Regions from separate parts of the Mus musculus genome. Here region 2 is linked to region 1. The links are chromatin loops, found by intact Hi-C in ENCODE. Cell type or tissue: left cerebral cortex. All regions are shown on one strand. Links, peaks and the distances in the headings refer to the core of each region. The heading gives the core; the rest is flanking DNA.

Region 1 (15,654 bases), core at 3,313-11,312:
GGTGCCTTGCACCTGGGCTGGTGCCCTGATCTGTGGCTGTGAGTGCTGTGCAGTATGTATGCTCCAGGCTGGGCAGCTGCCCTCCTCTATCTTCCAACCCCTAGGCACGACCTGGGTCTGAGGGCCACAGACCGCAACACAGTGCCTGGGTATGACAGATGGATCTTAAGCTAATGTATGTGGCCAGGGGACATGGGTCACTTAGGGACAGGCAAGCTTTTAAAAGAAGAAAAAACAGTGATCTGATCAGTCCCCCAGGCAGGCAAGCTGCAGCAGGGCTGGAGCTTTAGGGGCTGTGTGCTCCACTCTCTCTGCTTGCTTCCAGGGCCAGCCCATCCTGGGTACCAAGTACTGAGGGTACTCTAGAGCAGTGGTTCTCAACCATTGGGTCACGACCTTGTTGGGGTCACATATCAGACAGCTTGCCTATCAGATATTCACATTATGATCCTTAACAGTAGCAAAATTATGGCTATGAAGTAGCAACAAAAATAATTTTATAGTTGGGGTCACCACAACATGAGGAATTGTATTAAAGGGTTGCAGCATTAGAACGGTTGAGAAGTATTGCTCTAGAGAGGCCCTCAGTGAGGGAACAAGTGTGACTTTTGACCTTGGCCTTGAAGAATGGAGGATTGGCACATATGACAAAGGGACTGTGTGTGCAAAGACAAGTAGCATTCAGGTTCTAGAGCCTCAGCTGGAGGTGTATGTGGCCTGCAGGCCATGCTGGTCCCATGGATATACAGGCACAGCTTTCAGTGCCCATGTCTGGCCATGCTTGTGCAGCCCCCAGGAACAGGGTCTTGTGACTGCACTGTTTCTCATAACCCATTCACCAGTGTCCTCCAGGATGGCCACCATTTCATGGGGCTCAAGCACTGTGGTACATCAGATCGGCAATACCAGAGCTTGGGGCAAGCTCTCCCTTACTTTGAGAGTCCTAGGGTGGCACACCACAGCATCAGAACCTGTCTTTATAAGATACCCCAACATCATTCCCTATGATGAACTCCTAAAGGCTTCAGAGGTTGTGGGAGGAGTCTGAGACACCTGACCCTAGGAACTCTTGGGGTCACCTCCCTCAAAGCCCCAGGCTGTAGCTGTCCTGCCCAGTCTGCTGTGACATCTGCATAGGTTTGGATCTGCATAGGTCTGGGGCCTACAGTGAAGGCCAGGAAGGCTGCCTGCCTCATTGCCTTCAGAGCTCCTATAGTCCAGTGAACACACACAGACTCTTGATGGTGTAGGACATGGGTGGTTATCATTCTGTCTAGGTAGTATTATCCTCACAGAGCCCCATGGATGCCCTGGAGGTGGATGAAGAAAGAGATATGGCTGGGACAGAGCTTCTGAACTCACAGGTCATGGCGCTCCTCCTTGTATCAGGTTATAAACACACAATCCTATCAGGCATCAAATAAATGCAGGAAGCCACTGGAACCCTCCAAATCCCCCCACACAGCCATGCCACTGACCAGTTCTGCTGTCCCAGCAGGCAGAGGGACAGATACAAGACACTTCTTCTTGCCTGGTTAGTCTCTCATGCTCAACTCCGAGGAAGCTGCTAAGAGGAGGGAACACAAAAGCCAACCAAAGTCCTTAAATAAACAGGCTGGGAGAGGCTGTTAGGCCTTGCACATTAAAAGCTGCCTATTAAATCTGTGTGAGAATTTCCCAGGGCTCCCAGCACTGAGCCCCAGTAACATGTGCGTATCTATCACTACCAAGGGGCTGTGGGACATTGAATCTGGGGAGCCAGCAGGCAGCTAGCCAGCCACCTGTAAGCAGACCCTTGAGTGCAGGTCACACTAGCAAAGGGACCCTTCTCTTGAAAATGCTTTTCTAACATGCAGGTGGGACCAAACATCTTCCATCAAACCCAATGGAACCATTTAACAGGCTCCAAGAGAACTACAGGGACCCATGGGCCCAGACATTTATATAACTACTGTGTGCAACCAGGTGCTGTATCCACCCCTGCCATGAGGCCCAGAGTGAACAAGAAGCAGAGAGAACAGAAAGGTCAATAGACAGGGGTACAGATTTAGCAATGAAGCACAGTGGTTAGGAAAGCCAGCTCAGGGTGGTAGGACATCTGAGCCCAGGAAGAGGAACCCTGCTACGTGAAGGATGAAGGGGCAATTATGGCCAGTGGTAAGAGGATGTGCAAAGGCACTGATGTAGGAGGGAGGGAAAACAGTAAGGTGGCCAGAAGATGAGAAGGTCGCAGAAGATGGTAGTGGAAGTGTGTGTGTGTGTGTGTGTGTGTGTGTGTGTGTGTGTGTGTGTGTGTGTGCATGTGTATGTGTGTTGACATAAATAGGGCCTGAGAGTCCCGGTAAGTGTGTGTGTGTGTGGGGGGGGGGGGAGTTGTGGAGGGAGTCTTGTTGGTAGCATGCAGGACAAACTGGCCAGGGTTACCTGGCTACCAGGTGAAGTGATGCAGGAGGATTAGAAATGTGGAAGCCAGCTAAAGTCAGAGCTGGCCTGGTCTCCCTCTCCTATCTGATCTGTTCTGAGACCCCGCTACAGCAGCCTCCTGCTCAGACATGGCCCGCAAGTGGGACTCATCAGCTCTCTCTGTGCCCGGCACATGCATGAGTTCAGAGCATCTGGGCATGGTGGTTTGTGCTCAGGCTGATTAGTGAGTGCGGTGACAGTGGACATGAGGCAGTGACAGGTGTGTGGACAGAGGCTAAGACCTCTGTCCTGGGGCAATGCTGTCAGCTGAGCTGGGAGGAAGAATTGGAGACAGTTCAGCTGCTACCATCGCTGGGCAGTATTTAACAACAAAGAACTGGGCCAGTCTCATCTGCATGGGGCGAGTCTGGCACTCACACCAGCGTGTGAAACTTCTGAGCATCTGTGGATAGCAGCCTAAGTGAACGATGTCCCTGGAGTAGGCAGAACCCGGAACATTCAGGTCAAAGTGGGCAATGGACAGGTGTCAGGCTCAAGGCCATTGGCTCTGTCTAGCTATAACCATCCTGACAGGACTGAATGAAGACATTGTGAAGGACCCTTGTGCCGGAACCCTCTGGCTATCAGACTACTGAGACAGTGATGAGCCCTGAGAAACTGGGATTTTCCCAGGAAGCTCATGCTGGGAGGAGGTAGGAAGCTGTAGAGATGCATCAGGCCGGCAGGTAGCTATGGGTCAAGGATGGGTGGGAGCTGCCTGGTCAAGTATACCTCTGTCCCTCTATTTAAACATAAATCTCATGTCAGGACCCCTAGATGGACTTGGGAGGAGTGTCGCTGGACTCTTTCACCCCTTTCCCCCATGTGGCCACATTGCTTTAATTGACCCTTTGAGGATGGATGGCAGACCCTGGCGTGTGAACATCTCTGATAATATGTCCTTCCTCTTTGGCTGCAGTACCCGACAACTCCTTGGCAGCTTGTGTTTTGATGGTGGCCAGCGCGCTCTAGATCAGATCTTGGTCTCTGCTCTGCCCAAGCCTCTCCACTCTCCCCCATCCTTGCCAGGGAGCCCCATTTACTGTCCCAACTCAACACCTCTCTTGGGAGGTGGCTCATAGACCCAGCACAGGAAGTAATGCTGAGACTCAGCATCTGTTGTCCCCTGGCTACATATTCCTTGCAGGGGCTTCTCCCAGGCCTGACACCAGATCGCTCATAGTCAGGTACCCAGAACACAATGAAGCGATCAACTGAGGACAGTGGGTCTCTGAAGCCTAAGATCCTGCCAATAGCCACAGGAATCCTGCCATTCTTAGTGATGGATGCCTGCCTGATCCTCAGACTGACATTCTCCTCTCTCTCCATAGCTCTGTGCCCTCCACAGTCTAGAAGTCTCGAGGGTACCAGAAGGTCTGCTTTATGCCATGCACTGATACACTGTTTCCAGTTAGGGACAGTCAGGCCAGAAAAGATTTTTTTCTTACAAATGGCTCAATCTGTAAAGAACAATTCCATTCTTACTGGTTTCTGCCCAGAACCTGATGTTAATAGTATCTGTCACATGGGAGAGCAGAGAAGAGTACACCAAACACAACCATGAAGGGAGCAGAGTAATGCAGGTGCCTGGCCACCCTGAAAACCCTCTGCCTCTCAGACAGCCAGGCCCAAGACAGGCACACAGAACCAGCACCCAGCACAGCCTGACAGAAGAAAACAGAGCAGGAATTGAAGACAGAGACCAGGAAAAGATTGCTTGACGCTCGTTCCCTTGTAAGTCACTGGAGGACTCTAAGAAACAGGAGTGTGGCTGGGTCAGAGCCTCACAGCCCACCAGACGCTACCAGGCTGCCACACTAGAGTTTAAGTCTAACTTTTTGTGACTTTGGGGACAGCATTTATCTCTTGGGGACCTCAGTTTCCCCATCTAGAAAGCCAGAGGGTTGTGTGAACTATTCTTAAAAGGCTGCCTAGTGGAAGTGGACAGATTCCCCTGGACCTCAGTTTCCTCAGAGTAAGGCTTTTTTGATTCCTGGTGGAGCTTACCAGAGGGACAGGCACCCTTCTGCAGCTGGCGCACTGGAGTCCCGGAGACCTGCAACGCACGACGGCTGGCGGCCTGCAGCGCGCACACGTCGGCATAAGTATGCCCGTCTGTGCCACACACAGTGTGGGTCCAACGGCAGCGGCACACGCCGCGCACGCACTCCAGACTGTCCCCGCACGGAGAGTCCAGGGGGCGGCCGCAGGGCTCGCCCTCGCTGGCAGCGCACACCAGGCAGCAGTTGCAGAGGTCAGGCACATAGCCCCCAGGGCAGCGAGGGCTCGGACAGCGCGACACGTCGCAGCGCGCAGGACACGGAGCCGCTGGGGGCTCCCGGGCCAGAGCCAACACAGCCAGCGTGGCCAGAATGGCCAGCGTGGCGGGGAGCAGCGCGCGCGCCTGCATCGCGGAGAGGCGGCGGCGCAAGACCCGCGGGGATACCGAGGCCCGAACCGCTCAGGCGCACTCTGGCCCGGAGCGCAAACAGGGCATGGTGTGGGGACTGACCCGGGCCTCTCTCAGCCGAGCTTCAGCAGGCGCTTAAAGGCCAAGACAGTCTGCCCTCGCTGGAAGGGGCGGCCCTGCCCGCCGCCAGCCCCGCCCCTGCCCCACGGGACCCCGCCCCGGCTGGTGGGGACCCACCCGGAGCCTCCTGCTCCCCGCTTGCCTGGTGTGCACTTTGGGTGACAGGTCTGCCGGCCCAGAATGAGGGTCTGGGAAAGGGGAGCTGCTTCGGAATACTCCAGTCCTAGCCAGGGACCTGACCGCAACCCCAGAGACATGAACAAGTCCAAATTCTGTCCCTAGCTCTCCTTCACAGAGGAACCCCTACTCTACTTGAGCAGCCAAGCTCAGCAAGGCCCCAAACCTAGACCCCTCCTGCTCTGCATCACTCCACCGGGCAACATTGGAGCGGATACTTAGAAAGCAGCCAGGTGCTCCCTTCCTCCCATCTTCAGCTGGAGGGGGGCCATCTGCCTTGGATCTATTCTGGGCTCTCTCAGATCTAGAACTCTGGTTGCTGCCTGTTGTCCTTCTGTTTCTTCTACAAGGATTACTGAGCACCTCCTACCTCAGAGTCGTTGGAAGTGCCAGGACACCAGGCAGTACCAGGACACCAGGCAGTGCAGGAACAGAAAGCACCTGCTCAACTTTCCCCAACACTTTGGTGCCTCCTCATGCAATCACCAAGCTACTTCAGACCCAGGACAGGTAGCAGGGTACAGGAGGTCAAGTTGCTAGTGGCTGGAGCTTCAGGAGTCAGAGGACCCAACAGAGCCTCCCTGGGAGGTGGCCCTAGACTGAATGAATCCGTTGTTCCAGGGGCTGGAGAACCTGGTGTGCAACTCTGGAGGGAAAGAAAGCATAGTAGAGTAGCTTGGCAGGAAGCTGTTACCTTCTGCAGTTTCTCAACAGCACTGGAAACAGGTAGCACACTGGAGGGTGTGTGGTGTGGTGTGGTATGGTGACACCTCTGCTTCCATGAGTTGATAAAGCCACACATACCTTGGATGGATGTTGGTGGAGGGCAGAGGAGGAAGGCCTGGGGAGCAGTCTGGTTCCAGGTCTGGGAAAAGCCCAGTAGCCAGGAAGCAGAGTGGCCTCATCAGACTGAGTTGTTTGGGAAAAAAGGAAGTGGGGTTCCAGGTGTGAGCACTCACCTAGTAGAGGTGGTAGTGTATGTGTGTGTGGTGTATTGGGGGGGGGGTAGTGATGTTGTGGTGTTGTGTGTGAGGAGGGGGAAAGCATTACTTTCTCTTAACAGAAGTGCAGGCCAGGTCTCCCTCCGGACTTCTCCAATGCAGATGGGGAAATGATGCAAACAAGGTTTTGCTCTACCGTGTATGTCATGGCAAGCTGTTCCACATGTTTGAGTAGGTTCCCTGTGCCCTCCTACCCCTGGGGTGAGTGTGGGGGCCTCAGAGTGAGGCTGGAAAATGACAGTGAGTTACAGGTTTCACTCACATTCGCTTTGTCCGAGGTCTCGAGTCCAACTTTTTCCCTCTGGGTCACATCATCCTCCCTGGTCACCTGACCTGACCCTTACTATGGCTGCATAAATGCTTTCAGTCACCTGTACAGAAGGGAAGCCGAGGCTTGGAATTAAAGGATAGACACAGCTGTAGCCTCGCTTCTAAGAGGGAGTCCATTCCAGGCTCTGTCTTTGTTCTGGAAGCTTCCAGGGAGTCTTGTGCAAAGGCAGGGCAGTGGCTCCCCCTGCTGCCTTAGCCCTTTACAGTTTCTCACTCAGTCACAGGGACACCTTGGGCCTCTCTCTGGAGTCTGAGTGACCCCAGGCCTTTGATCTGCAAGGGCCTGGCATCTCCTATGTAGTCCACCAGGGTAGGGGCAGCTCTTCCTACTCTCAGGACAGAAAGAGGCATCAGACACTTGACAGCCTTTGTCATCCAACAGTGTGAGTGGGCTCTGGCCTGACTCTTCCCTGATGCCCACTCTCTAACTGTGGTGGGTGGCTGGCTTGACCCATCCAGCCCCATCAGCCTGTGTTTTTCCCCTTTCCATGTACTGCAGTTCTTCACCATGAACCAGCATAGAGCTGGTTGCAGCTAGGGTGTACCAGGGTCTGCCTCCCTCCTGGGCACCCCAGACTGTCCTTCTGACTTGGCCATAGTAGAACAACAGAGCCAGACTTTGGCTTCCAGACTTTTATGCCTGACCCTTGCTTCAGCCCAGAGTCATGTCAGATGAGGTCATAGTTAACATGGCTTTGGGACCTCGAAGATCATCCCTGGCCACACATGGCATGTGATAAGGTTCCTCAGCTCATGTTAGTGAGTGACTCACAGGGTGGGCCCTGCTTGGGTGATGATATAAGACATTGTCTACAGCCCCTCCTTTGGGAACTCCCTCATGGGGGTGCTGAGAAGGGCAGAAGCAGCCGCTAGCTGTTCCTAGGAGCTCTATGAAGGAGGGGTGTGATCATCTTTGACCAGTTATTGTTAATCCCAAAAATGAGAGGAGAAAGACCACCTACCCAAATGCAAACAATTGATTAGAACAGGCTTTTTAACTCATGGACATGGGATGTCTTCCCCTAAAGGTGGGGTTCAAGAGGTCAGCATTGGACATGAGGAAGATTAGGTTTTTATAGTCCAGGGCTAGGGATTTCCAAATGAGGGATTTTCCAGGCAAAGTAGGTGGGCTTACAAAGGCAGACCGTTACAAGGTGGTCTTAAGAAGATACCAAAGTAGTCCTAACAACCCTTTGAAACAAAGGTAAGGTTGTAAGATGGCCTTTACAACTTTTTGAAACCAAGACATGATTGACATTCCTGGAACAGGCAAAACAGAATCATTCGTAGTTAAGGTTGCAGGTGGACCATGCATAGCCCAATCCTTAAGAAACGATGGTTTAATCATAAACAAGAAGGAGCCTAGCTTGTCTTTACTATAAGATGGCTTTCAAGTCTAAGATGGAGTCAGGCTGGTTCATCGTGTTGAGTCTCTATATGAACTGCTGCCCACTGCAAAAAGAAGCTTCAGTGAGAGCTGCACTCACATTATGGTTAGGAACATAAATATTTAGAAGGCAATTTTACCATATGCCCACTCAACAAAACAATCTAGGGTCTACGAATGCTCCAGCCTTGGACTTTTAACCATGTTTACAGTATCAGGCATGGATTCCCTCTTGTGGAACAGGCTTCCGATCCAATCAGAAACAGCTAGTAACTTCTATTAGCAGCCATGCCACTGTTGTGAGCACACCTTGTCTGGATTGCGGCATGCAGGGATGGTTTCAGGGTAAGACTACCCATGTCTCTTCCCACCCACCCCAGCAACCCGAAGGCCACCTTGTAGCATTCTGAAAGCTAGTCATCAGGGAGGAAGCTTTCTAGTCAGTTCCAAGTTGATTTCTCTAGATCCTGCCCCTGAGATGTATGGTGTCTCCAGCAATACGGTCTTACCATTCAATGATGGTATAAACTCAAGAACACTGTCAATAGCCTGTGCTGCTTTGGGAGCCTCTGAGGCATTCCCTGGCCGACAACTCATAGGGAGGCATCCCACTCCTGGTACTAAAATTTTCACTTGATAATCTGTATTTTCTAAGAGCACCATTGCTCACCTATTCAGGGTACCTCCATTCAAACATTAAAAAATATATTTAAAATGAGCTTTCCAAAGTGGGTTTCCATAACGATTTCTCACATCTCCTTAGTTTCCATTAACCCTACCCACTCATCCCTCTCTCATTTTTCTCACCCCATCCCTCCCCATCCATCCCTCCCCACCCAGTCTCATCCCTGGTTAAGCATTTAACCTTTAGTACACAAATATCTATTTGCATATACAACTCCCCTTTTTAAAGTGTGTGACTAGTCATTTTGGGCATCTTCATATAAATACACAACTACCATCACAGTTAATTTTAGAATATTTTCATTATGACAGGACCCCAGACCTGCAAGCTGACACTGGCCACCTCCTTGGCCCCTGGTCTTATCTCTGTGAATTAGCTAGCTGCTCTGAGTTTTCCCCATGAATAGGATTATATTACCTGTGGTCATCTGTCTGCCTCCTCTCCCAGAGCCTCATGTGTTTGCTCATCAGCACTGTGGGATCAGGAATCAGAATGTCTCCATTCCTTTGCAAGGCTGAATAATATTCCATTGCATGTCTCAACCACACATGTCTGTACATTCTTCTGCCGACGGATGGATTTTTCCTCTCACTTTTCAGTTATCATGAGAAAATGCTGCCATGGACATTCCTGTGTGAAGTCTTACGTGGGCTAATGTTCTTGATTCTCTTGAGAGCGTACCTAGGAGTGGAATGACTAAGCCATGTAGTAATGTCATGCTTGACCATTTAAGGAACCACCAGGCTTTTCCACATCTGTACCACTTTCCACCCAAACCACGAGGCTCCATTTACCCCAAATCCTCAACAACTCTTGGTATTTTTCCATTAAAAAAGACAACAAAACAAAAAAATCTTTTGTTGCCATTCTAGTAGCTATGACATGGGGCCTCCTTGTGGTTTTGATTTACGTTTTCCAGGGAGAAGACAACACCACATGTCTTCTGAATGCCTTTGGACATTTGAGAGAGATGTCTGTTTTATTCACTGGTAAGTTTGGTGATACAGGTATTTAATCCCAGAGCTCAGGAGGGCTTTGAGTTATCTATTCATTCTCGTTGTTTGATCAGCCATGACCATGGCTCCTTTGGTTTCTTTAGGAGCTTCCTGGCTTTATCTCTTGCTTTTGGGTTCACTATTGGTTTTGAGCAAGGGCTTATGGTGTGAGGTAAGAGATCCAGCTTCATCTGGTTGTATGCAGGTATCTGGTTTCCCCAGCACATTTGGACCAACACTATTCTTTCCCACTGGCTGGTCTTGGCACCGTCTTTGCTCCCTGACACCTGCTCCTTGACCCTCTACAGCAGTTGTGATAGGTTCACTTCTAGGATGCTACAGGCCTGGGCCTCCACCACTTCAGCCATAGACATATGTTCATCCTTCCTTGGGTGGCTGAGACTTAGTGTGTAGGCTTCCAGCAGGCTCATGTAAGTCCTCTGCCTTCCTTTTCCTCCTCTCTCTTCCTCTCTGGAGAACTCTGAGCAGCTTCTCTCCCCTGCCACCCCAAATCCCAAGGAGAAGCTTACCAATTGCCAGTTGCCTCCACCCTGGCAGAGTGCCCTTCCTCTCAGCAGTGACTCTGTGGTGACTTCTCTGCTTCTTTAGCCCTCTAAACCTGCCCTCTCTGAGATGCTCCACTGGGGCCCCCACATTGCTTTCTTCCTGGCTTCTATGTCCTTTAGTTTAAAAACATTATTTACACTGTTAATCTCGTTAGCTTTCTCCCAGTTAAATTTGCTCTTGGCAAGTTCACACATTTATATAAGGCTTCCTGATGACTTCCAGTCCCGTCTCTGTTTTCCTTCGCTCACCCCTGTCAGCTTCCCTCCTCCTACAGGTCCCCTTTCCACTTTCATGTCTTCTTGTTTAGTGACACACTGAGTTTAACAAGGGCCATCTGTGTGAACATGGGGAAGTGTCTATTGGTGAGCTTATCAGTGAGTCCACAACTGAACACTAATCCCCATTCCCAGATCTGTTAGAGCCAACAACTGAACAGGGAGAATATTAATTAAAAAAAAATCTTTTTGAGTCTGAGGATGGCGACCAACTTGACAATCCTGTGCCTCAGTCTCTCCAGTGTTGAGGATGTTGGTGTGAGCCACCATATCTGGCTACTTTTGATCAACAAATCCCTGTAGCATATGACGACACTTCTTTCTGTGTGAACAGTGTGTTAACACAGTCATTGCCTCACCCCCTGCTGCTTCCTGATAAGATATTTGAAGCCACCATTGGCCATTTGAAATCTACAATGCTGTTAACTGCTGGTAAAGGTCTCAGGATCCCCTACTTCCTGTGTATCTGTGGGTGCTTAAACCAGCATGGCTTTGTCCCCTGCCTCTCAATCCCCAGGCTTTGTCACCACCTTCTGTTCTCTGACGTGATGACATCAGCCTCCTTAGAGCCCCTGAGTGACATCAGGCCATCCTTGTCCTCCTGTGCCCAGCTTTCCCTTCAGTTGTCCAGGTTCCTCTATGACAGGATTTCCTCCTTTGTGGCTGAAGAGTATTCTGTTGTGTGTCCCCACACATCTGCTTTACTTGCCTGTCGATGGACACTGCACTTATCCCCGTTCCTGTAAATGGTGGACAGTGCTTCAAGAATATAGGACTAAAGATACCTTCAGGGAAGAAACAGAAGCCCAGATTGCTTCTTGGACAGCACCACAGACCTCCTCTCTTCATTTTGAATGTGTCTACACACTCACATGCACACACACACACACACACACACACACACACACACACACACCCCTCCATCCTCAGATTCCTTGGTGTGCCTTAGGCTACCTCACCTGCTCTATGCAGCTATAGAAACTCCAGCCTTCACCCCACTGCCTCTTCTGGGATGTGGGATCTGGTCTATGTTCTGCCATGCTCATAGACATTCTATATGGCTGTTTCCTCTCCAGCCCACTTCACCTTCTCTGCCACATCCAAAGGCTGCATGCAAGGTGCATGGGGCCGCCTTGCACCTGCCCCAGCAATGCCACTGTGTTCCAGACTCTCCATTCTGGGTTAATTGTAGAGTTTTTCAAAAGTTGAACCAATAACCCAAAGAAAGATGTCCCTGTGCTGAGCACCCCGGATACCAAGGAGGCTGTGCCTTTGAAGGGAGATTGGGAATTGATGCCTTCATGAGGATGAGCCCTCGGACAGCATTAGTGGCCTTCCAAGTGGAAGGGAAGGGTCCTGAGCCAGTCGTTTGCTCTGTCTCGTCATGGCGTGCCCAGTGCACATCACAGCATAGCACAAGACCTCAGCAGACACCACTGGCACACCTTTGAAGCACTAGCCTCTGAAGCTGGGAACCAACCAGCCTCGTTAACGTGGCCACTGTCACATGTTCGGCCACAGTCTCTGAATATGGATTAAGTCATCTCCCTCCAGGCCTCCCTCACCCTTCCTCTCCCTTCCACATGCCAATCTCAGTGTGCCTCAGTGTCTTCCAGCACTTGTCCTAAGAGCATGCATGACCTCTCTCATACTCCCAGTGACACTGGTCACAGGCCAACTCAGGCCTGCTTCTGTGGAGCCAGGAGCTGAAATGAGGTGAGGGGTCAGACAGGCTTAATCTGGACCCCAGTCTGGACTGAACACTGCTTGCTGTCACCGAGGCCTCTGCCACAGAGGCACTGCTTGTGTCAGCAGGGGCTCCTCTCTGGGGGAGGGGAGAGTAGGGACTAGGCCTGACCACCCTCTTCCCTGCCCTGTATGCTTCATCCTGCAGGCCAGACACATGGAGCCTGAACAGAGAGAATTAAAGATCAAGGAAGGGGAGCCTCCAGCCTCCATTGAGTGGGGGACCAAGCTGGCTCCCAGGATTCAGACTCCTGCTTAAGAGCCAAGGGCTCCAGGCCCAGTCAGGGGTTTGTGTGGAAGTAGGGTGGACAACCCCATGCTCAGCGTGGAGCATGGTAGAATACCTACTTCTGGAAGAGGGTGACATGGGCATACCATCTACCACTGTCATCCCCTGGGATGACTTGGTGGCATCTGGAGCTTCAGACCCAGTGCCCTATTGACCTTATGTGCCCCAGCATGATGTGGTCAATGACAAACTCCATAGGCTGTGACATGGTGGGGCAATTGCTCCCGCCAGCAGACTGTGCTGGCAGCGGCAGCAGGGCTATGAGGCCCCCGTCAGCCTCAGCCTGTAATTTTCATGTTCAGTGGGCAGGAAACTCCAGCCACACAGCTGCTGTGGCTGCCCTGCCAGAGAGGGCCCCTTGCCTGCAGGGCTCAGGCTGGGGTCACCACAAGCCCTCACGGTGGCTATGTGCAGACACAGCACAGGCAGCGAGTGACTTCACCTCAAAGGCATCTCCTTCCCACAAGCCCTGCCTGAGGTCCCCATGACTGGCTCATGCTGTGGACAAGCTCTGAAGTCTTCTGGGAACCTTAGCTCAGATCCTTCCCTCCCTCTGTGTCTGCTATGGCTCCCCAGTGACTAGTTCTCTACTTCTTAGCTCCATGAGGGTCCTCCAGTGATCTCTCTTGTCCTTTGCTCCTGTGTGATACCCTTCACTGTCTTTACTTGGGGCTCTTCTCCACCTTCATGATTTGGTCTTGGCAGTGACTCCCTAACTCCCAGTGACAGACATAGTCCCTGGACCTACATGGCCCTGGGCTCCCCTGAAGAAATCAGGTCAACCTGCAATGTTCTAGCTATCACAGCCCCACTGTCATCTAACCTTTGTCTGTACTTGTCTATATTTGCAACCCTCCTTCCAATGGCATGTCCCCACTCCTGGTGATTCTCAGAACTCAGGACATGTTGCCCTGTGGCTTGTCTGGGCCACACAGAACAGTCAAGGCTGAGCCCCATGTATGTATGGCAGCAGGATGGTGTTGTAGCTTGTCAAAAGACCCCCACTCACACAAAGACCACAGAGATCGCCATCGTTGCAAAACACATGTCGATTTTACTTATCCAACATGTTGGGGAACCCCCTCTCAGCACGCGGGCCAGAGGAGAGACCCAGAACAAAGAAAGAACACACTTTTTCTTAGGCACCAGAGTAGTTTGGCTTATTTTAATTGGTGTAGCCAATAACCTTTTTAGACATTTGTTGGTTTGTATAGGGTGACTCTCATTTTGTCTATCCTTGAGGTTTTTAGTGTGAGGCAAGGCAGGGGAATTGTTAATCTTGTTTCGGAAGCTTAGTAATTTTGACCGTTAAAACTATGTTTTTATATTTGTTTAGTCAACCAGCTTTTTATCTGACTCTGTACTTGTCCTGCTAGTATAGTTTTGAAAGTCCTTTTGAAGGGGGAAGGTACTGGTTAGTCTTGAATTTATTTTGGATATTACAGTGGCTGTTCCTGAGAAGGGTGAAGGTAGGGGAGCTGAGGTGTGAGTGCGGATGGCACTAGCTCCTCATGGTGTGGCATCTGGGAGGTGCTGTGGGGAACACTGACCTTACTCCCTGCTGCTCTGAGTGCTATGGAGGGGGGTGTAGGGAGTGGGAGTGGGGTGATGGCAGAGAGCTAAGGAGCAGGGCTTCTTACGTGACACAAATGTGACCCCATCAAATTGGAAGGAACCCAATACTGCCTACAGGGGCTCAGCCTTCAAGATGGTAGGCAAGCAGGGGCTCTTCTGGCTGCAACATGGGGAGAAGGAAGGGCAGCAGGGACCCCAGGCATCAGTGTACCTCTGGGGACTTGCTTGCACAATAGCTGAACTGAAGTTGACTGTGGTGGGCAGAGCTCTGGGCTATGATCCAGGTCAGATCTTCAGCCCACCACTGGTGATCACCTCACCAAACCCTAGGAGGGACACTTTGGCCTGCAGGGCCACTGTGGCTCTTGGGGTCTCCATATAGTAGGCCCTTTTATCCCAGTCAGAGGGAGGATCACAGCAGCTGTGAGGAGACACTGTGACCATGACAACTTTTATAAAAGAAAAACACTTATTGGGGCTGGTGTACAGTTTCAGAGGTTTAGTTTACTATCATCATAGCAGAAAGCATGGCAGTGTGCCAACAGACATGGTGCTGGAAAAGGAACTGAGAGTTCTGCATCTTGATCCAATGACAGCCGAAGGAAATTGTCACAGTAGGGCTAGCTTGAGCATATATGAGACCTCAAAGTCTACCTCCACAGTGACACACTTCCTCCAACAAGGCCACACCCACTCCAACAAGGCCACATCTCCTAGTAGTGCCACTCTCTATGGGCCAAGCATTCAAACGCATGAGTCTATGGGGGCCATTCCTACTCGAGCCACCACAGATAGGGACAGGTTTTCTGGTCTGCATTCAGAACTGTCAACTTTGTGAAGTGTTCTACAGCTGAGCTCACACACCCCATCAATATCACAACCATGTCACACACACAAACACACACACACCCAACTGTGAGCATCACAGCAAGTGGTACCACCATCTAAGCCAGTGTCACCTCAGCTGTGTAGTGGGAGATTAAGCCAGCTTCCCAAGAGTTAAAGACAGGTTAGGCCTTCCCATCTCTGTCCCTGTCATCTTAGGCACACTGGCTCCCTCAGCTGTCCCCATGTGCTTGGGAAATGCCTTTGTGATGATGTCAACCTTCCTCAAGGACAGAGCTGCTCTCTTAGGCAGGGTCAGCTCCTTGCAAAAGGGGGAAGGGAGTTATGCACCCAGCAGGGGACTAGAGAAGGGGACAATTTATCCTGTGAGTATGTGTGTGAGTATGTGAGTGTTGACTGACAGACCTACAATGTCTTACTCTTTTAAAAAGCTTGATGCCCCGAGAATCTTCTCATGTTAGCACATGCTTTTTAGGGAGTTGCTTCTTTCTGGTTGCAAAATATGTAGTGCAAAATGCACGCTTATTTCACAGAAACTGGAAGATTCAGAGCTAGAGACACAAGGAACAATTACTACATCTAATGCCGCCCAAAAGCAAGGACCAGTTTTGTTTTTCTTCTAATTTTGATTTTTGTCAAAAATCCTCCCAGGAGCATCTTGGGAGATGGATCGGTGGGTAGAGTGCTTGCCATATGAGTGTGAACATTAGAGCGTGGAACCTTAGCACCCACATGAAAAGTCAGGTAGGCATGATGGGTACCTGGAATCCCTGTGCTCCTGATGTGGA
Region 2 (15,654 bases), core at 4,643-12,642, 54 kb before region 1:
TGTGTGTGTGAGAGAGAGAGAGAGAGACAGAGACAGAGAGAGACAGAGACACAGAGAGAGAGAGAGAGACAGAGAGACAGAGACAGACAGAAAGAGACAGAGACAGGAAGACAGAGAAGAGAGTGTGTGCTTGACCACACCTTCCTTCTCCCTTCCTAATTGGCTCTTTTGTAGCAGGGACAGGGACAGGGCTGTACGCAGTCTCTACCCATGGGTAGGGCTGCCTGTACTGCACCTTACAACCAGGGATGGGGTGAAGTGGGTAATGGTGAGCAGAGGGATGGAGCCAGATCTGCAGTGGGCAGAAGGTGTAGACGGCTACAGAATAATGTTGGAATTGGATATGACCCGATGGAGTGTTTAGCCAGGGCAAGATGCATTTTTCATCCTGTTATTGTTGGAGTTCAAATTCTTTTAAAACCATCACAAGGAATGAGAAGCCAAAAGCTGCTGCTCCTTTCTAGACCTATTAAATGAACAATGTCATTTCCAGAGGTCTTTGTAGGCATCTCCATTCCGTTGAATCTGTGCAGTGTGACAGCACCAGAGAGGACTGGGGATAGAGACCCTGGGATGCTGCAGGAGCCTCTGCTCAGTGACCCGACCTCTGTCACCAAGTATAGGGATGCTAGCTAACTACTGGGGACCTGTAGAGAGGCATGGTATTGCTGGTGCAATGTGAGTTGTATCCTAAAAGCTACTGTGTTGAAGGATTGGGTGCCTGTTAGAGCCGAGGTCAGAGGGATTTGGCCAAGCAGTTGACTCTCAAATGCTCTCCCTTCTGAAGGATCCATTGACGTTAAAATTTGACAGCATTATGGGAGCTGAGGGAAGGAACTAGGAGGTGGGGCCCAGTTGGGAGAATCAGGTCACAGAGGCATGCTTTTGAAGGATGGATCCTGGCTCTGGCTCCTTCCTCTTCTCTGTCTGCTTCCTGGCCACCACAGGATGAGCAACTGGCTGATACCACACCCTTCCTCCATGATACTCTTTGTTACCATGGGAACAACAACCAGCCAAGCATGGCCTGGACCCTCTGAGAGCCTGAGCTGAGAGAAACCCTCCCCCTTCATGACTCTCAGGTGTCTGTCACACTGACAAGTGACTAACAGTCAAGATTCATCTGAGGCAGGAGATTGACATCTGGCGGAAGATCCGATTCTTGGTCTATCAGAAAGTAGTTTAGCATGGACAGACTGTCCTGAAGGACGGAGGACAATGGTCTCAAGAGTCCTTGGTCCTCTGTGTACATAGTACTATGGGGCCCTGGCCCACGTCAAATCAGGCACTGTCGAAAGTGTTGGAGAGGCTGAGTTGTGTCTCAGAGTTACACTTAGAAGTCCTAAACCAGGGCTTCCAGTGTAGGCCATGTGTGGCCACAGGGTTTGCTGAGTCTGCATGAGGCTGCTAAATTCGGCCCCTATCTAGCCCCACTGGAGTCCTCATAAAAAGAAGAGGTTCAGGACAAACACATAGAGGCCGTGTGGCCACTGAAAAGGTGTCTCTGCAAGTCAAGGAGAGAGGCCTCAGCAAGAAGCAGCCCACCTACCCATCACTCTTGGACTTCTGGTCTCCAGGCTGTGAGCTGATAATTCTTGAAGTTTATGTTTCCAGCCTGAGTCTCTTTATCACAACAGAGACAGGCAAGTCTAGGAATACTTTAGCAGCCTGGAACTCCACTTGGTTTGGGCCGTGCACCCACCTCTTCTAATAACACAGGTTAGCTCCATCCCCTCACACCCTGCACACTCACCCTTCTCCATGCAATGTACCTAGAACCTCAGACTCCAGCTGCATCAGGCTATAGGTAACCCCCACTGGACAGTGAGATTAGTATCTCTGCCCCTAACAACAAACATAAGTAGGCAGATATTATCCAATAGTCTCAATGTATGAGCATACAGAAAGGAAGGCTCTACCCAGTCTGAACTGGTTTGAGGTACTTGTGCAGTAAGGCAAATTTCATCTTCAAGTGAACTTTTAGGGAGAATTCCCTATGGATTACCACGGAACAACAGAACCAGCCTGTGCCTGTGCATACATAATTGGGCATACCTCATGATTAAGATCAGATGTATTACAGGAAGGGGTATGAGCAGTGGGAGAAAGGAATATATGAGCCAATCTTTGTATCAAAGCTGAGAACCATCCAAGCTATGCCCCTTGGTAACCAAATTCTCCTCTTTAGAGTCAAAGACGGAATCTACTGGAATCTACTAGAGTGGCCTCACATGGCCCGCTTGTTGCTCTTTGGTGTGTCCCTCTCTCTGCTAGTGCTTTTCCTGACTAGTCACCTGGCTTCTTTTGCAAATCTGTGAGCTTTCTCTTCAGTACCCAACCGCCTGCCCATGGGTAACACAAACACCCAGGCAGACTGACACCTCAGAGCCCTGGCTATCTTACTGGCCCTCGGCACCTCTCTGCAGTCACAGTGATGACAGTAATAGCCACACTTTTATAGATAACGTCACACACCCACACCCAGGCAGCCTCCCAGCTTGTCTGGTTGGCCCACCAGGCTAAGACAGCACTGCTTACCAAGCTGTGACACCAAGCTCAGCCCTGGGAACAAGGGTCCTTTGTCCACAGCAGGAACCCAGCAGCCTCCTGCCAGCTGCTGGCTTCTGATGCGTCTGGTCTGTATTTATGCACCTTCTTCCTGTCATGCCTAACTGAAGAGATGCCTGCAGACCCCCTACTGTGAGGAGAGTTTCCTTCCCTGCTTCCCTCCAAGTGCTGGTGCTCTCCACAGCTCCCGGTCAGACCCCACCCCTGGTCGGATTGCTACTCTCCCTGGGTGACCTCATGAGAGCAAGTGGGAGCTAAAGCTATAGTGTCCCCTCCCTCAGCCCCTGCCACCCAGCTCCTTCCCCTCAGCTGACCTCTACCCCCCAGCCTCCTCTCTCACTCTGTTGAATGCGAGACACCTACACAGAAGATGCACAGAGCCACAAAGCTCACAGTCTCTGGAGTATTGTGTACCCTATAGTGAAAGACTCTGTCCTCTTGATCCCTCTAGTCAGCGCTTGGCCCTGGGAAACAGTCACCACAGATTGGCATTGCTGTCCTGTCTTGTGTTGATGTAGTGTATGGTCTAATCTTGCTCCTGACCCCTGACTGTCACATGATACCAGGTGGCAGAACTCTTGCTCTCTGGCTGTACCATCTCACATCGTACCCATAGGGTTTTGGATCTTCACTTCTGCTGGTGGGTGTCAGGCCTAGTTCCCTTTGGGACCTACTTTCCATCCAATGCTGTATGAGCCTATCAGGTCAGCCAGCACTTGGTCTCCCTGCAGGTGTTGGCTGGGCCTCAGTGAACCATACATCAAGAAAGTCTTGTCATACCAGTCAGCTCCATCCTGTCACCTCTCCATCCCAAGTCATCCAAGATTACACCAAAGCCTGAGCACACACCCCCTCTTCATCCTCTCTATGTCAGCTCAGACCATCACTGTGTTTCTGGTGGTATTCCCCAAGGGTGGGCTGTGGGAGCACCTTCTCTTGTTGATTAGCCACTGGGTGGCATCTTAGCACTCATCTCTTGCTGTCCGCTCCTCTGGCTGATTTCCTGTTCACACTGGAGCCTTCCTCAAGAGGGACTCTGCTCATTTCTGTCCTGTGCATCCCAGGGCAGAGATTGAGGAAGCCAACCACTGCGGATGGAACAACGAGTTCATCGTAATGTGATCCCTACATCCTTCTCAAGAAGGGCCATTCCTTCTTTAGTCTCCCTAGGGGAGGGGCTGTGAGGCGACATCCTCCCCTGCCCCCAATGTGACCCACTTTCCCCATTTACCAAAAAAGGCATTTGCAGTCACAGGGCTGGGACCAGCCACGTAGCTGCAGCCATTTCAGCAAAGGGCTTCATTTTTCAAATCTTAAAATAAATGCTTCCCATGAAATGCCAGAGTCGAGGCAAACAATCCCGAACAGTTGTTCACACCAGACAGAAAAGCTTGTCGGGGTGGACATTTTACTCCAAGATTTCCCTAGGTAACTTTTCCTATTTTTGTAGGGGGAAAAAAGTGCTTGGTATGGCAGGGACTTGTGCCAACCCTTTTCTTTGCAATACAAAGAACTTCTCCAAGGTTAGGTGTCTTACTTAGGGTTTCTATCACCGTAAAGACACAGGACCACAGCTACTCTTATAAAAGAAAGTATTTTCTTGGGGCTGGCTTACCGTTTCAGAGGTTTAAGTCATTATCATCATGGTGTGACACATGTCAGCATGCAGGCAGACATAGAGCTGAGAGTTCTACATCTTGATCCACAGGCAGCAGGAAGTCACTAGGCCTGACTTGAACATTTGAGACCTCAAAGCCCACCCACAGTGACACACTTCCTCCAGCAAGGCCACACCTCCTAATAGTGCCACTCCCTATGAGCCTATGAGAGCTGTGTTCATTCAAACCACCACGGGCTAGTGCAAACCACACACTAGTGCATAAAATTCCATGCTACCTCCACTTTGAAAGCAGGGAATATGAAGCCGAGAGTCTCAACCCTTGTCTCCCATGACTAGATTTGAATAAACCTCCTCTACCCACCTCTGTCTCAGGGTTTGTTTCAGTTAGAGGCTGAGAGTAATAAGGCCTTATGACTTGGCAACAGGACCCCTGAAATAATGTTAAGCCCATGCTATAAGCTCAGTAGACTGTAGCTGCTGCAGCTGTCTTGTGGGAACAAAGTGGAGACAGACAGGTACAGGGAGGGACCCAAGAGCTGAAGAGGCAGACCTCTTGGTACAAGCTCAGGGTGGCAGAAATCCTAGTGGGGACAGTTGGGTCTGTGGGCCCAATATAGCCAGATCTGCCTGCCTCATATAACTCTGAATAAGGAGTCATTAAGGCCTATCTGCCTCCATAGTATGACCAGGCCTATGGACCAAGTACGGCTGGGTCTGCAGGCCAGCTATTGCTGGGTCTTCCTCCCCAATACAGCCATTCAGTCTTCCTGTCTAATATGACCTGGTTTGTGGGCTCAGTGCCACTACATGTGCCTCCTAGTATGGACAGATCTTTCTACCTCATATAGTTGAGTCTACAGGCCCTGCATAGACAGGTCAGCCACCCTGGCACATCTGTGTCTACTTGCCCAACAAACAGGTCTGCAAGTCTAGTATTGTAAGATCTAAGGGTCCATTACATCCAAGTCTGCCTACCTTGACCCTGTCTATGGACCTTACACAGCCATGTATAGTTGCATAGCATGACCTGGCCTACTCTCCAGTACCTTAGAGTTTGCCTGTCTGATAGGGCTAGATTTGCAGGTCCAGCAAGGCTGTTTGCCTGCCAAGTCTGGCTGGGTCTGCCTCTCCAGGGCTACTAGGTCTTCCTGCTTACTACAGTGAGGGTTAGCTCTGCAAGTCCAGTATGGCTGGATCTACTGGGCCAGTATGGCCAAGTCTGTTTGCTTAGTAAGGCTGGGCCTGCAGACCTGGTAAGATTGACTGGTATGGCTCTATCTGCAGGGCTGGTGTGGCTTAGTGTACCTTCCAGTTCAACTTCCAGCTAGAGCTTCCTGCCTTGTGTAGCTGCGTTTGTGGATCCAATACACCTGAGGCCCCTGCACAGCCACATAGTCTTGCTTAGTTTGGCTTAGTGTATAGGTTCTGTACAATTGTCATCTCTGTCTTCCCAGTACAGTGAAGTCTGTCTGCCAATTACCGTTATGTCTGTGGGCACAGTACAGCCAGGCATACAGGCTCTGCATAGCCAGCCTGGGGGCTTGGTACCTGTTTCTTGGATTGCCTGAGTCTGTAAAGGCTACTGGCATTGTGCAGGTTGGGGTTCTGTGTCTGGCCCAGATGTGAGGCTGCTTGAACCAGCCTCTACAGAGCCCTGTGGTTGCCTCTGCTTGTAGAGCTATTTAGAAGCTCCATCCCAAGTTTGTAAGTTGGAGTGTGATATTGGAAGTTTCTTGAAACATCCCTTCTCTCGGCCTCCCAGCTGTTTTTCCTTAAACCCATGTGTGGGTGTACCACATACACACACACACACACACACACACACACACTCACATGCACACCCCAAACCAAAACAAGGGGCCAGGACTTAGACGCCTCCAGTTGCCCCACCCCTCACGCACTTGCCAACAGCTGCTCTGGGACTCCTCAGCCAGAGATCCCTGCCTCCCCTTGGCTTGACTTCACTGTGCAAAGGGTCAGACCATGTGTGCCCTGGCTCTCATCAGGTCCTTCCCAAACAGAGCAGCAGCTGGACCTGTTCAGACCCTTTGCACAGGGTGTTCCTTACTTACTTCCATCAGGCTGCTTTCTCTGTTTGCCCACTTCCTCCCCATCCTCAACTGTTCCGTGGCCAACCTCCACTCTCAGCCTCCCTCCCCTCTGCCTCTTGGGAGGCCCATTTTCCTACCTCGGACAGCTGTAGCTGGACCACATCTCTTCCATGTCTCTTTAACCAGAGTCTGTTGTGGTTCTTGAGGCTTAATAATGAGTTGGCAGATCCTGTCCTCTTCCTCTGGGGAGCCCTCCAGAGGCATTTAGTAATGGAGTCTCCCTACGTTCTGGTCAGAGGGTCCTTGGGGTATCTGCCCTATCTCTGACATTCTCTATGTGGCCATCAGCTCAAGATCCTCCCGGATCTGTCAGCTTGGCTGTCCATCACCAGTCAGCCCCACCCCCACATCATGTTGGTTAATAGTGATTGACGACCTGACAAGATCTAGAATCTTCCATGAGTCAAGGCTTAGGGCACACCATTGAGGGATTTTCTTGATTGAGTTATTTGAAATAGGAAGACACACCCTCTGGTGAGGGTGGCACCTTCTCCAGGTGACCCAGAATAAGGAGATCAGATGGCAAAGCCTCTGCTCCTTTTGCTGACTTTTTCTTACCTTACTGGAGTGTTTAGCAACCCTGTTGCTACTGCTGCTGTATCCTTTCCTGACACCAAAGCCCAATTATTTTGGCTGTTTGGCTTTCCACTGTGCACCAACAAGTAGTTCTCTAGGAATCTTCTAGGCCATCGGCACCGGGTTTGAGGCATGCAGCCTAGACTGAGAAAATGCTGGGTTCTCAGCCCCTCCACTGTGCAGCTATTTTTTGGGCTACCCAGCTCACCCCATGTATTCCAATACAACAGATCCCTCTGTGATGTATTTCTATTCTGTGGGTTTCCTTCCCCTGGAGAACCCTGACTAAAACTCACATATTCCTTAGACCCATCCGTGCCTGGTATGGCCTAATATAACTGACTGAAGAACAGTCCTGTTCTCGTGGAGGCTTCAGCCCAGTGGGCAAGCAGTGAGATTTAAGATAAGAACCAGTGAGCAGGAACAAAAAAAGCAGTGAACAGGATTTGGGACAAGGCAGCTAACAAAGCCAGTGGGGCAGTCCACCGACATGCACGTTGGCTTAGAGCCATCTTCTGAAGGCCCAGACCTCAAGGCTGAGGGACCACAGAAGAAAAGAGGCACCCAGTTCTGGAGCAATCGAAGAGACAGAGTGGCGGTGTTTAGATGAGACCACACCCAGGCTGCTCCCTCTCCTGTGGTGGATCCATCAGACCCCTGGGAGCACCTTTCAGGCCCATCAGCTCGGGAGTAGGAGACTTCTCACACCAGGGTCCCAGATGATGGGATGAAACCCTTCTCCCAGCCTTTCCTTCCCTGACGCCTCTGGGACACCCCCAAATATCTGCCTGTAGACCTCCAGCTGCACCCTCCCACCCCACCCTGCCCAAGCCCAAGTCTGGTTTTTGCTTCTTGTCAACACCCCTACCTCCCGCTGTGTCTTAAAGGGTAACAGTATTACAGTTGGTGACTCACTAAAGCATCCCAGTATGTCAGTCTGTGAAGGCCTGGTGTGTATCTTGTCCACCAGCCAGAACTGGGCAGCAGGCTCTGCCCTCACCCTGTCTCTGCTGCCACAGAACTGTTCTTCATCAAAGGAAGTCAGGGCAGGAACTCAGGCTGGGCAGGAACCTGGAGGCAGGAGCTGATGCAGAGGCTGTGGAGGGATGCTGCTTACTGGTCTGTTCTCTATGGCTTGCTTAGCTTTTCTTATAGAACCCAGGACCACCAACCCAGGGATGGCATCACCCATAATTGGCTGAGCCCTTCCCTATCAATCACTAATTAAGAAAATGCCTTACAGGCTTCTTTGCAGCCCAATCTTATGGATACATTTACTTAATTGAGGTGCCCTCCTCTCAGATGACTTTAACTTGTGTCAGGTTGCCTAAAACTATCCACAGAAGCATCCAAGACGGGGATTTTTTTGTTTCCTGTCTCCTCATCCAGACTCCTATCTCCCTACCCCTTCTCCAGGTGATTCCAGCCTAGGGGCCTCCTCCTCTAGGGAGGTTCCCTTGAGCATCCCCTGTAGCCTCAATCTTTCTCTCAAGCTGACTTTGGCCTGCATAGCTTTTTCTGTAATATTCAATTTAACAAGTGTCTTGAGCACACAGTCCTGCCCAAGCTCTACTGTGAGCTCCACCGAGGGGGACTTCTCCTTCCTCACTGCCACCAGACGTTAAGAGAGGACAGAGATCTGCCTGCTCTGGGTCATATACTCCAGCTGTCTGGAATCAGCTCAGACAGATAACCTGGCTCCTGAATCTCATGACCTCAAGATGGTAGCCCTTGCCTGCCATGCCTAGCCCCATGAGACTCTGTCTGCCCTCCCCCACCCCTGAAGAGCTTCCTTTACAGGGGAGGAAACTGAGGTATAGGCAGTTGCATGGTCCCTGCCTGCCACTGGAGGCGCTGGCACACACCACATCCAGCCCTGGTTGCAGTTGTCACTTGGCTCCTGGCTCATTCGAGGCTATCACCAAGCCCCTTGAAGGCAGCGAGCCCAGACTATATATAACATCCCCACGAATCAGTTCCAGTGCAGGGTCCGACTTGGTATATCTGAGGGGTCAGCCTGAGAGACTCCTTTCCAACAAGCTCTCAGGTGACACGAAGCTGCCAGACCTTGGACTCTACTCTGGAAAGCAAGGGTGGTCCAAGAAACGCCCAGTGCAGGCCCAAGGACTTATGAGCTGTATCCCTGACCCTTCAGAGACCAAGGCAGTCTAATGGAGACCAAGTCTGCCTCCAATTGGGTTTTTCTCTCCCATCCTTTTCCAAGAAAGGATTGGGCAGACAGAGAACAGTACAAATGAGAGATGCTTTATTGTCAGTTCAGGATTAAGAACCTTAAACAGGACAAACCAATCAAAACAGACTGCCGTGTGGGGTTAAGTGAAGATGGTTTGAACTCTTGGAGCAGTGGGATGCTACCTCTGAGAAGTGTTAACAGCTCAAAACTTGGAGGGCCTTGGGTGCCAAACAAGAGAGGTCCATTGCAGAACAAGCTTGCAGTGGGTGATCTCCAGGTCTGGAGGCTGAAACAAATTCCCCTCCACAGCGCAAGTATGTATAGTTACAGAGGCTGAGGCAGGCATGAGTACCTTCGACTTGAAGTAAAATCCAGTCCTGAAGGCTAACAGAAGCCTTGGATGCTGGAGGGGGCTTGGGTTCATCTCTGGCAACTCTCATTTCCTCCTCTGTTGAATTCTAATGTGTCCTGCGCTCCTAAGCCCAGATTATATAGAGTACTAGCTGGACTCTAATTGGCTGAGTATGGGCACACAAACAGGTTGAAGAATAGGACCAATTAAGGAAGCCCTGAGATTCCCCCAAATTGGCTAAAAGTTGGTTCACAATCAGGTCTGGGGTCTGTCTCTACAGATATGTGTTACAGTGTTTCCTACCTGCCATGTCCCTACATACCATGGCCCCCTTCCTTCAGTTCCTGCTTCCTTCAGACTTGGATTTTTGTGTCTTTTGAGCTGCTGCAGCAATACTTACTATTCAGGGCTTGAACCTGCTGCCTGTCAGAAAGCTCTGAAGGGGGGGGGGGTGTCATCTCCTAATACCACCAGGGTGTTAGGGAGCAGGGCTGTGTTTGCAAGGGGAGGGTTCAGGCCAGAAGTGGGGCTTAGCAAGAAACTACATCTGCCTGGGACTCAAGGAGAAGGCAGAGCTGTCAGCTGCTGTCAGAACTGGGGAATCTGCCAAGGATACGAAGCCAAATGAAGATGGGCTGAGACAGGGCTCTGCCCCTCCCCCACACCCAGGGATGTTTGTTCCCACCAGGGGACAGGGGGACCAGTATGTTATCTTGTTCTCAGACTATCAATGGGTCTTGGCCTTCATTCCTGTAGGCTTCAAGCAGAAAAACATCAGTGCTGGCTTCACATCTGGTTGAAGGCAGAACAAAGTCCCTTGCAGAAGGCTGGATGGCCAGCATATCCAGCCAGTGCAGCTGTGTGGGGCTGTGTGCAAAAGAAACACATGGCCCCATCCTGGGGACTCTCTTAGGATCCATTGGTGGGGCCAGGCCAAGAAGCCAGAACCTGGTCCTGCACCCTGTGTAGAGAAAGTTCTCAATTCCTTACCCAGGGCTCCCACCCCTAAACACTCAGGCTTCTCCCTTGGCTCTGGCTTTACCCCATGCCTCCCAACACACTCGTGTTTTCCTTTAGCTTGTTGTAAACTCTTAGTTGCTGTGCACCCATTCTGAGTCCTAATTCTTTTGTCTTTCAGATTTCTTGAATTGATCATATATATGTGTGTGTGTGTGTGTGTGTGTGTATGTATATATATATATGTATGTATGTATATACATATGTATGTATGTATGTATGTATGTATGTATGTATATGTGTGTGTGTGTCTTGACTACATACATGTATACCACATGAGTGCCCATGTGGGCCACTAGAGGGCATTGGCTCTCCTAGAATGGTTGTGAGCCATGCAGGTGATGGGGATCAAAGCCAGGTCCTTTGCAAGAGCAGCAGGTGCTCAGCACAGTTGAGCCATCCCTCCCACCCCTAAGGACTGATGTTTTTGCAGGTCATCTCTTCAATCTAAGGAGTTACACAATCCACTGGCCAGACTGTCCCCCATCCACTTACTCTAGTTACCCATCTTGGGGACAACTCTTCCTTTTAAGATTGAGTTATTTAGGAGTTTACTTTCATATTCCTGATAGCATCCTTGCATAGCTGTCCATCAGGTTTACGGCTTAGCATGTCAATGGCTTCCTTGATGGAGACCACGGCATCCTGTCCTTCCACACCTGCTCCTAACCACCTTACCCCACACACAAGGACAAACTGACCTGGTCACCTGTAGCAGAGCACAATGCACTGTGGCTTATTCTCCTTCCTTAACTTTTTTAACTCCATGAAGAGTTTTACTTTTACTTAATTAGGAATGAATTTGATACTTAAAATTATTTTACAGTGCTGGTACTGGGGAATGAGCCTAGAGCCTTGTGCATGTTAGGCAAGTGCTCTAGCAGTGACCTAGACTCCAGAAGATATCACTTATATGTGCGTGTTTAATGCCAATTTCACTCTGTCTGTTGCCTGAATCCCTGTAGACACAGAGTATGCTCTGCATTTTCCTTGGTCTTGGTGACTCTCTTATTTTGGTGGAGCTCATCTGACTCCAGTAAAGGTTGGGAGAGGTGAGATTAAAGCTGTAATCTGACAGTGTCCATACCCTAAACTCATGCTCAATGAACAGTTGGGCTGGGTACAAAACTCGAGGAACCATTGTGTGCAGGAAATGGTAGGAGAGGCCAGTTGTGCGGGGTGAGGGGTTGGGGCTCTTAGCCACCACCTTCTCATAACCATAGCTTGTGTAGCAACTGAGAAGTCCCTCTAACTCCCAACTCTTTATACTTGACCCTCCTCCTGTTACTACTCTAGGGCCAGCAAGTTGGCTCAGTGAGTAAAACCATGTGCCAAGCAAGCTGAAAACCTGTTTAATCCCTAGAACCCACAGTGGATGCCTGAAAGTTACCCTTTGGTTTCCACATGTGTGCTGTGGCACCCACGTACTTACACACACAGACACACTCACACACACGTGCTCTCACACACACTCACATATACACAATTAGTGATGAATTAAATTTTAGAAATATTTTAAAATTGTATGTGTTGGTGTCAAGCTTCTCCCGTTGGCCCCAAGCTCCAGGAATAATTACTCTGAGACTCAATTATATTTACAGACACCTTGGCCATAAGCTTTGGCTGTTTCCTGACTAGCTCATTATTTATTATCCCATTTATTCTAATCTAAGTTCTGCCAAGTGGCTGATTACTTCTGCTTCCATGCTTCTGAGCTCCTCCATGTTCCTGAACCAGTCTCTAGCACCTGGCTCTCTCTGAGTCCTTTCTGCCTGCCACCTTCTATTCTACCCTTTCTTATAGGCCATAGGTTTTTTTTAATTGACAGGTAATGTATCCATATAATACAATGAGATTCTCTCTCTCTCTCTCTCTCTCTCTCTCTCTCTCTCTCTCTGTGTGTGTGTGTGTGTGTGTGTGTGTGTGTGTGCGCGCACACACGCGCTTGCGCTTGTGCCCATGCAGGCACGTGAGTGCAGGTTTCTGTAGAGATCAGATCCCACTGAAGCTGGAGTTGCATAGATGGTTGTAAGCTGCCCAGTGTGGGAGCTGGGTGCCGAATTCTTGTCTTCTGCAACAGCCGAATGTACTCCTATCTTCTGTACCATCTCTCCTGCCCCATGAAATTAAAAAAAAAATTAAACAGTGTCTTGTAAGGTCATTTTTAGTCCTCACTTCTGCATTCTCTGAATGGGGAAGGGGAGTGGCTGGGAACGGACTACAGAGTCCTCAGAAGGATCCAAGGACTAAGCAGTGGTGGCTTTGCTTACCTTAAAAAAGTCATTTAGAGAAGAGCTGATGGTGTGTCACTGTGGAAGGGAGTTGGATAAATAGTTTGTTGTTGTTTTGTTTTACTGTCATTTACTGTGTTTGCTGTGAGACTTGGATGCACCCAGCCAAATGCCTGGCACACAGTAGGACCGCAGCTGGTTCTGCTTCAGGACTGACTTCTATAACACAGCACTTTATCCTGCTTACCCATCTGGTGCAGGTGGTCTTCTAAGTCCACCTGCCCTCAGCCCTCCCTGCATAAGCACCCCCAGTGCCTAAGCCTTTGGCTAATGATGTGCTGAACCGGCTCCTGATCCACACAGTAAGCACCGGCTCGGAGCATCTCTTCTCAGGCCCTTGCTGTCCCCATCCAGAGTGCTTGATAGACATTTCCCAGAGCTCCTGAAACAACAGTGAAGAAGGACGGAGTAGGGCTGGTGGCTGACAAGGAAGTGGTGGGGGATGGTGGGCTCCGGTGTAGCCCTGACTGTGGCATCAAAAGTGGCAGGGTGTGGTAGAGAGGAGGGGGAGAGAGTTCACACTGCAATACCCAAGGGCTTCTGTAAGCTGAGAGCTAGGAGCTGGGAAAAGTACTTCCCTTCCCTGGGGAGACAGCTCTGGATGGGGTGAGGACACCCCCTTATTGAGGAGCTCCAGTTTGAGTACTCAGCTGATTAGCAGGTTCATCTGGGGTCTGGGGACACCTGCTTTGTACACCAGGCTTAAAATGTAGTGATGGGGAAGAGGAGGAGGAGGAAGAGGAAGATGAGGAAGAGGAGAAGAAACTCAAGCAGCACCAGCAGCTGGGCCACTATACCTTCAGGGCAGGAGCCAAGTCTCTTCACTTCTCACAATCTCTAGTGACTAAGGAGATCTGTCCCAAGCAGGGCCCCCTTCTGTCTTGGAGTGTGGATGAGGGAGGTCCAAAGCAACAGAGGAGTGGCCTCAGCTTAGTGAAATCTTGCCAATAAATGCACCCCCAGAATCTTCTGGGTCTTGCTCTGAGAGACCAGGAGTGCAGGAGGAAGCTACCAGTAGATCTTGAGCCTCAGAGGCCTGGATACTGAAGGCCACTCTCTGAGGGGACACAGACTCCTTCCCTCCCATCTACTTTGAGTTGAAGTGGTACGGTCCAAGTTGAGGGCTCAGGTGATGACGTTAAGATCAGCACACTGGATGCTTCTGTTGGGGGCTTTGTCACATAGGACCTTGGTCTCCTCCTCAGTAGGGGAAGAAGACTATGACAGCTTAGATGAAATGTGACTTGATGAACACTTAGTGGCCCAGGGAAGTCCTCATGTCTGTTATCACCCATATCACTAGCCATCAAGTTGTCTGCAAAAAGAACCAAGGTCTGTGGTGACCCAGACACAGTGTACAAGCCCCTTGAGCCTCTGCTTGGGGCAGGCTCCAGACTTGTCTCTAAGAAGCCAGAGCCATCTCTGCAGACTGCAGGTCCTGTGATCCCAGTCTGGCAATTCAACAACTATGGGACGCAAGAGAGAGCCTGCCAGCTACCTCTGGTTCTCATTAGGACAATCACCTCCCCTGCCATGGCCATGTCGGGAAGTGTCTCACTTCTCCATGTCCCTTGGGGACCTCACAGCCAGTCCAGTGTGCTTGCCAGAGTCAAGCGAAGGAGCCCATGCCTTCCAGAAAGGAGGTGGCGAGAAGCCCAGTCTGTCCGTCCTGGCTCTCGGGCCTCAGGCTTGAACATGGATGCTTTCTGCAGTGGAGCTAGGTAGCCTGGACCACACATACACAGGTGGAATGGGGGGATCTGGAATTCTCTCTCCTGTGGACCCCTGTGCATGGCTGGGAGGCAACTGAAGAGCCAGGATTCCTGGGGGAGAAGGCTGCCCTTGTCCCAGAGCCAGTGCTGGATGGTGCTGATTTACAAGATGGGTGGTGGGGGTTAGGGGAGCCAAGGAATCCTGATGATTTCTGGGTGACTGGAATGGGGTTAGTGGATGGAGATTGCTGTCAGGCCACTGGATACCTAGTGAGGTCTTCGATACCTGCTCTGTGCTCCCAAAGGCTTTCTGGGACACCAAGTTTGTCCCCTTTACCTCTCCCCTTGGTCTCTCGCCCTTCCTGGGTGTGCTCAAGCTTTGCGTCACATTTCCAGGACTCCTGTACCATGTGCCCAATGGGCAGCCTGGTACTGCATCTTTGGGGTGCTCCTGGGTACATGCTGGGTCTGTAGGAGCTGTGGTGAGAGTCAGAGACCAGGTGACTCGGCAGCTGTTCATAGAGGTCTGGAGAACAAAAGAGACAGCCACATGCAGCCGCAGGGGCCTTTCTCCCCGGCTTGTAGGTGGCTGACTGCATTCTAGTCTTGGCCTCATGGCTGGAATCAGGGCAAGAAGACACTGGGATCTTCTTCCATAGTCCACAGCTGGACTAATAAGATGGCTCAGTGGGTAAAAGGAAGTCACACAGCCTGATGGCCAGAATTCACTTCCCTGAACCCACATAAAAAGCTAGATGTGATGGCGTACATCTGTAATCCCAGCACTCCTACTGCAAAATGACAGTGGAGACAGGAGAATCACCTGGGGCTCTCAGACCAGCTAGGCAGGAGAACACAGGGTAACAGATACATGAAAGACCCTGCATCTACAAGGTAGAAGGAGAGGGCTGACTCCCAAAAGTTGGCTTTAGCCTATATTCATGTTGATGAAAGTATCCTAAAATTTAAAAATACCAAATGCATGACACCACAGTTAAGTGGGCATGGGCTGATTAGACCGGTTACCATTGAGATATCTTATTTAAGGGGAACGAATGGGTGATAATGCATGTGATGGCCCTGAAGTAAGAACCAGATGTCTGATAAAGTTTCAGGTTAGAAACCCCCAAGTTTAATGGGCCTAGAGCAAGAAGAGGGGCATAGGTGGCCAGGTTGTTGGTTTCACGGAGAATGGTAGATAAATAGACCAAA

The links. A loop is a pair of places that touch in the nucleus more often than their neighbours do. Peaks named below come from ENCODE experiments on the same cell type or tissue, not always from the same donor. Only the 100,000 strongest peaks of a DNase experiment are listed, where the experiment ranks them.
Region 2: a loop joins it to region 1, with 2.3 times the contacts of the local background. A loop is called at or near these places in 6 of 42 quality-filtered maps.

Annotation. Positions count from the first base shown.
Region 1 is chr5:35,674,474-35,690,127 of GRCm38, forward strand. It overlaps Htra3 (HtrA serine peptidase 3), which reads right to left and starts at 5,307. Exons shown (of 9, transcript NM_030127.3): 1 at 4,471-5,307. The coding sequence starts at 4,873. In left cerebral cortex, for the core only: a CTCF peak has its summit at 6,692 (motif pointing left); DNase peaks (open chromatin) are centred at 5,449 and 6,667; H3K4me3 peaks cover 761 bases; H3K27ac peaks cover 336 bases.
Region 2 is chr5:35,618,779-35,634,432 of GRCm38, forward strand. No RefSeq gene overlaps it. Among named protein-coding and RNA genes, the nearest start is that of 4931431C16Rik, 38 kb to the left of the region's middle. In left cerebral cortex, for the core only: CTCF peaks have their summits at 8,726 and 10,731 (motif pointing right); a DNase peak (open chromatin) is centred at 10,128.